Regions from separate parts of the Homo sapiens genome. Here region 2 is linked to region 1. Evidence: chromatin contacts called from ENCODE POLR2A ChIA-PET data. All regions are on one chromosome and are shown on one strand. Each heading gives the region's core, a stretch centred on a gene start or an enhancer-like site at or near the end of the contact. The rest is flanking DNA. Distances are from core to core; before and after follow the strand shown.

Region 1 (3,262 bases), core at 74-2,573:
ACTTATCCAGGAGCATGTGGCAGTTTGTGGCAGTACTAGGACTGTCAAATGTTAGCAGTATAGCGTATCCTAAAATTTTTATTTTTGGCCGGGTGCGGTGGCTCACGCCTGTAATCCCAGCACTTTGGGAGGCCTAGGTGGGTGGATCACTTGAGGTTGGGAGTTCGAGACCAGCCTGGCCAACGTGGTGAAACCCCATCTCTACTAAAAATACAAAACTTAGCCGGCCGCATCGGCACACGCCTGTAGTCCCAGGTATTTGGGAGGGAGGCAGGAGAATTGCTTGAACCCAGGAGGCGGGGGTTGCAGTGAGCTGAGATCACGCCACTGTGCTCCAGCCTGGGTGACAGAGCAAACAAACAAAATTAGCTTGGTGTGGTGGTGGGCACCTGTAATCCCAGCTACTCGGGAGGCTGAGGCAGGAAAATCGCCTGAACCTGGGAGGTGGAGGTTACAGTGAGCCGAGATCATGCCACTGCACTCCAGCCTGGGCAACAAAGCTAGTCTCCATCTCAAAAAGTAAAATAAAATAAAATGTTTATTTCCAAGTTAGTCTTAGCATTTGTTTCAAACGCTTTACCATCTTGGTAGTTCTCTTTGGTACCCAGATTGAATGCAGTTATGTAAATGGAGTCTGGTTGTCATTCTAGACATTTTTTGTCTTCTGACAGTCTATGGAAATTTCTTTGGCAGTCTTAATTACTCTACCAGCTAAAACTACAGTCTTTCTTAGGTGTTCTTCCCATCCCCCCATTCCTAAATTTCTAGACTTTTACTGGCATAGATTATTTTGGTTTTAGTCTAAACGTAGAATTTAAGCAACTACCATTATTGAACCTCATTTAGCTTAACCAAAGCTGTTATCTCTTTGGACCCTGATTTTTTATTGTTTCTAGCTTCGTGATGTTCTTCAACTTGGTAATTAGAAGTCTTTTGCTACATGTATACTAAAGGAAATATGTGTGCCAAATGCTTTATTCATTGACAGATATTTTATTTGACACCCACTGTGTGCCAGGTATAGTGGTAGGGCTAGGAAATCAGTGATGTCTGAGTGACTCTGCCTTTATGGAGCTTTTGGTTTTAGTGGGGAAGATTCATGAAGACCATGCGAGTGTAAGGAAAGGACAGGATGCTCTGTGGGCACACAGTGAGGGATGCCAGCCTAATCTGGGAGTTAGAGGAAAGCCTTACTATTTATGGGAGAAGAAAGGGTATGTGAAGGCCCAGAAACAAGTTAGAGGAACTGAAGAGCATAGTGTGTGATGCTCAGAGGGAGGTGAGAGGGTGACAGGCAAACAGCACTTGGGTCATGGAGGCTGTTATAAGCCCGGGTTGGGATGCCAAAGAAGCTGTTGAAAGATTTTAAAACAGGAGGAGATCACGTTTGCCATTTTAAAGACAGTACTGTCTAAGAAACAGATTGGGAGCAAACCACAGTAGTATAATGGGGTATTGTGTAATGTTCCTTCCCTGTTCACCGTGAGGCCTGGAAGTAGTTTAAAGTAGTCAAGTAGAGCTTCTCAAATGAAGAATTTCATTCAGTCTCTGCTAAACTACAAAATTTATGACTCAAATTGGAAACACGGTGAAAATTTTGAGTCACAGTTAAATGTTTAAGTAGTTTAAGATAAATCTGTTATGCCTTGTGTTTCCTAGGAGCCATTTAGATTCAAAAACAACAGTGGCATTTAGAAGGTAATTTCTGGTCTTAAATAGTGTTTTTCTTATAAAAGATTTTAATAACTGGTGTTTGCCACAATAAATTAGGTTTTTAAAATGCATAATACAATTGATTAATAAAAAGGATTTTTTAAAAAAATAATGCTGATTTTTGGTTTGTTTGGGTTTTTTTTGAGATGGAGTCTCACTGTGTCACCCAGGCTGGAGTGCAGTGGCGCAATCTCAGCTCACTGCAACCTCAGCCTCCAAGTAGCTACAATTATAGGCGCCCGCCACCATGCCGGGCTAATTTTTATATTTTTAGTAGAGACGGAGTTTCACCATGTTGGCCAGGCTGGTCTCAAACTCCTGACCTCAAATGCTTCGTCCGCCTTGGCCTCCCAAAGTGCTGGGATTACAGGTGTGAGCCACCATGCCCGGCTTGAATAATGGTAGTTTTAACCATCAGTATTTATATTTGACATAAGTGGTACAAATAATGTTTCAGTATCATGGCTTATAAACGTTTGCATGGAGTTCTAAAACGTGGCAAACTGATAATTTAATGAACTCTTACTTGAACTCTTGTGCAAGTATACTGTGAGGATTTTGTTCTGATTGGAAATCTTTATTGTAATAGCAAATTAAAGAGCTGTGGATTTTCAAGAGCTGAATTTGAAAGGTGTCAGATGTTAAATGGAAGGTAATTCAGAGTTTATTCTTTTATTGTACCTGCCTCCACCCAAAGAGTCAGAGAAAAACATTTGGAAGAAAAAATTGCAGAGCATCCCTTTGGCAAGAGTAAGAATTTTCCACTACCACTTGCCCTAAGAGCATTGACATGCCTCACCAGGGAAATGTTACAGGATGTGATCATCGGAACAGCCTAGCCTGCTCTTCATGCACAAAATCCTTTGTCTGAAATTCACAGAAGCCTCTCCAGACAAAGGGAAATTGTTGTGTCTTCACTTGAAAAGTATTCGGTGGACCTTTACTTTCATGAACCTTTTAACTCTAAGAACCTGTTTTCCTAATAGAGTCAACCCTAAATTGACTCTGATATCAACAAAAGGAATGTAACAGTCACACAGCAAGTTAAACAAAGGTTTTCATTAATTGAGCTTCCTTAGAGAAGGCTACTTTTACTTCCTAGCCTGAGTTCCTGTGCATAAAATGAAGAGGACATTGGTTGGTCAAGATGATGTGATGGTCCCTCTAGCTAAGAAAATACTAGAATATGGCAGGTTCGTTGGTTTGTTTTTGAGATGGAGTCTCGCCCTTTCACCCAGGCTGGAGTGGCGCAACTTCGGCTCACTGCAACCTCCGCCTCCAAGGCTCAAGCGATAGTCTTGCTTTAGCCTCCCAAGTAGCTGGGATTGCAGGCACCCACCACCACACCCGGCTAATTTTTGTATTTTTAGTAGAGATGGGGTTTCATCATCTTGGCCAGGCTGGTCTTGAACTCCTGACCTCAGGTGATCTGCCTGTCTCAGCTTCCCAAAGTTCTGGGATTACAGGCATAAGCCACCGTGCCCAGTCTATGGCAGGTTTTTTGGATTTATGTTTCTTCAATATCTTTCTACAAAGATCAGTTTCTAAT
Region 2 (3,582 bases), core at 108-2,607, 1.4 Mb after region 1:
CCATTAAAACAGAGACGCTGTCTGATTCAGCACACAAGGAAGGCTCCAGCAGATATGAGCATAAGTTTTTTTTTTGTTTTTTTTTTTGAAATGGACTTTATCTCTTGTCGCCCAGGCTGGAGTGCAGTGCCACAATCTTGGCTCACCGCAACCTCCACCTCCCGGGTTCAAGCGATTCTCCTGCCTCAGCCTCCCCAGTAGCTGGGATTACAGGCACCTGTCACCACGCCCAGCTAATTTTTGTATTTTTAGTACAGACAGGGTTTCACCATGTTGGCCAGGCTGGTCTTGAACTCTCAACCTCAGGTGACCCGCCCGCCTCGGCCTCCCAAAGTGTGAGGATTACAGGCGTGAGCCACCGCGCCCGGCCAAGTATTTCTTGAATGAATGTTAGTTAATTATCTGAGGACCAAGGAACAGAGCCAGAGCTGCATTCCCCACTAAGGAGCTTCCTCACTTGTGTTAATGGTGTAAAAAGCTCAGACTCAAGTCCAGCTCACTGAGTTAGAATCCCAGTTTCACCCATTACAGATAACCTTGGGCAAATCAATTAATCACTAAGCTTCAGTTTCCCAATGTGTAAGAGGTACATGTCACATCCATCTGCCTCTTAGGGCTGTTGCAAAGATAATTAAAGAATACAATACACAAAAGGTGCTTAGTACAGTGCTGGGATATAGGAAGTGTCCAAATTTTAGTTATGACTATGGTTAGGGGGCACTTCAATGGATATCGTTCCAAAAGGGAACAATTTAATTAACCCAGGGACCGTCCAGCGTTGCTGGGGACCCAGTCCCTGCCTTTACGAAGCCCATAGGGAAGCAAGTGAGACAAACACACCACTCGACTATCTCGAGAGGGAGACGCGCCAGGTATAAACTAAATGCCCTCAGACGGCACAGGGAGGGAGGTTCGGGGCAGGGCTTCCCTGAGATAACAAACGGGAAGGCCTCTCAAAGGCGGATGGGAAAGAGAGGGATCCCGATTACCTCTCCGTGTCTTCCTGGGCAACAGCCCTCGCCGCGGGCTTTTCCCGGGCCAGTGCTTTGGGAAGGGAAGCCCTCCGGGCCCAGACCCGGCTACAGGGAATGCGGCGAGGCCGCGGGACTCACCCGCGGCGCTGAAGCCGAAGCCGGCGGGGACAGGCGAGTGTTCCGCGAGCTCCAATCGGATAACAACCAGTGACACACTCATAGGGCAGGCGCTGGCCGGCGCGGGCCCCGGCGGGCTCAGGCGAGGCTGGAAGGCGAGCCGAGAGGCCGAGCGGCCCGGGGCCGGCAGCGCCGCCACCACCTCAATGCAGTTGCCGCCGCCTCAGCAGCAGCAGCTCCTCGAACAGCCCTCGGAGCCACAACAACCTCCACTTCCGCCTCCCGGCCGCCGTCGCTGACCTGCGGTTTACGCATGCGCGCAGGACCGCGCACAGCGATTGGGCGGCGTGGCAGGGGTCACCCACTGCTCTTCCGGACGCAATTTTGAGGAGGTCGGAGCGGAAGGACGTCGTGGAGATTGCTTGCGCTGGGGTGCCACACTTAGGCTGAGCTGCAGGTTTTCGCACAGTCGCGAGTTAACCTCTGCTTGCTCCAGAGGCCTCGTCCTAATCCACCTCGGCTGACGGCGCGGGATCCCTGGCTCCGCGAGGTCTCCGAATTGTCCGAGCTATCTGCTATGCAGAACTTTGCCCCTTTTGTTGTGTTTGACTCCTGTCTCTAACCCTAGTCTGGATGGTTTTGTTTCTGTCCCACTTTACAGATAGGTACAACGAGGCTCAGAGAGGTGAAGTTCCTTCTAAGGGGCCGTAGAGAGTGGAGAGTCGATCGCTGTTCAGATAGCGATCTGGCTGGGCGCGGTGGCTCACGCCTGTAATCCCAGCCCAGAGGCTTAGGCGGGCGAATCACCTCAGGTCAGCAGTTCGAGACCAACCTGGCCAACATGGTGAAACCTCGTCTCTACTGAACATACAAAAAATTAGCCGGGCTTGGTGGCGCGCGTCTGTAGTCCAAGCTACTTGGGAGGCTGAGACAGGAGAATCGCTTGAACCCGGGAGGCGGAGGTTGCAGTGAGTCGAGATAGTGCTAGTGCACTCCCGCCTGGGCAACAAGAGCGAAACTCCGTCTCAAAAAAAAGAGAGAAAAGATGGTGATCTGCTGGTTACGAGCATAGTGCTGCAGTTAGACCGGGGTCCTCCTCCCCACCCTGTCACTTCACAAATGTTTACTGAGAGTCTAGACACCCTTGGGATGCTTGAGATACGTTGGCGTATAAGATAAACACAGTTCCTGTCCGTACTATGAGGTTGACCTACATCAGCAGTTGTGCAGTCTTGAACTAGTATAGTCATTGCATAAAGTTGGCATGATATCATGTCCTCATGCAGTTGTGAGGATGAAATGGAATTATGTATATGGAGATAACATTAGCTTTTCTGAGGCTCAGCATTCTTTCCAGTATGTCAGAGTGGCTTTTGTATGTAGATACTGACACAATCAATGCATATGGGACACATACATGACAGGATGCTACTCTAGGTACATTGTATAATGATACATATGTAAGTACATAGTACATTCTAGATGTGTGTGTGTGTGGACATAGTGCGTTCTAGATGTGTGTGTATCTGGACTATGACATGACCACAAGATACATGCGTATATAGATCTTGTGACTACATCCTATGAAATACGTTTCCATATGCCCTGTTTAAATCAGGGTTTCTCAACTCTGCACTATTAACATTTTGGGTCCTGATTATTCTTTTTTGTTTTTGGCAAGGGGGCGGGGTGTCCTGAGCATTGTAGAGTGTTTAGAAACATCCCTGGCCTGACCCACTAGATGTCAGTAGCACCTCTCCCCAGGTGGTGACAACCAATAATGTCTCTGGACCTTTCCAGATGTCTCCTTGGGGTTAGAAAACATAACCCTGTTGAAGAATCACAGGGTTATGTGAAAGTGCATAAACCATACACACATACTGTATGCATAAAACCTATGAGACCTCTTGTGAACTTTTTTAGTATATTACTATAGTAGATAACATTTCAACATGTGCCAGGTACTAATTTGAGTGTTTCATATACCTTGTGTCATGCAATGGTCACAACAACTTTATGAAACTGGTACTATGTCCCTGTTCTACAGAGGAGTAACCTGAGGCTTGGAGGAAGAGTAACTGGCTCAGGATTTCACAGGTAGTAGTGGCAGAGCTGGAACTGAAATTCAGGCAATCTGAATCCAGAACGAACATTCTTTATCTCTTTACCAAACAAACCTTTTTTTTTTTTTGTATTTTGAGACGGAGTCTCACTCTGTCGCCCAGGCTGGAGTGCAGTGGTGCCATCTCGGCTCACTGCAACCTCGGCTTCCTGGGTTCAAGCTTCCTGCCTCAGTCTCCCAAGTAGCTGGGACTACAGGCACACAGCACTGCACCCAGCTGATTTTTGTATTTTTTTTTAGAGATAGGGTTTCACCATGTTGGTCAGACTTGTCTCGAACTCCTGACCTTGTGATCCGCCCACTTCGGCCTCCCAAAGTGCTGGGATGACAGGCGTGAGCCACCGCGCCCGGCCCCCCCAAAGGCATTTT

What was found. ChIA-PET counts read pairs that join two places held with the same protein, here RNA polymerase II (POLR2A).
Region 2: POLR2A ChIA-PET joins it to region 1 with 11 read pairs in BJ. The contact joins the promoter of BRAP here to the enhancer-like site in region 1. POLR2A ChIA-PET finds 5 or more read pairs at or near these places in 2 of 52 experiments (BJ and T-cell).

Annotation. Positions count from the first base shown.
Region 1 is chr12:110,315,573-110,318,834 of GRCh38, forward strand. All of the region lies in intron 5 of ATP2A2 (ATPase sarcoplasmic/endoplasmic reticulum Ca2+ transporting 2), which reads left to right. Among named protein-coding and RNA genes, the nearest start is that of ATP2A2, 36 kb to the left of the region's middle. Within about 2 kb of position 1,324, at least 3 of the 41 ENCODE cell types and tissues checked have a DNase peak (open chromatin) inside an H3K27ac peak, as active enhancers do.
Region 2 is chr12:111,684,599-111,688,180 of GRCh38, forward strand. It overlaps BRAP (BRCA1 associated protein), which reads right to left and starts at 1,358. Exons shown (of 12, transcript NM_006768.5): 1 at 1,113-1,358. The coding sequence starts at 1,194. ACAD10 (acyl-CoA dehydrogenase family member 10) reads left to right here and starts at 1,455. Exons shown (of 21, transcript NM_025247.6): 1 at 1,455-1,641. RefSeq lists enhancers at 1-382, 383-1,084, 1,085-1,786 and a silencer at 1,131-1,230.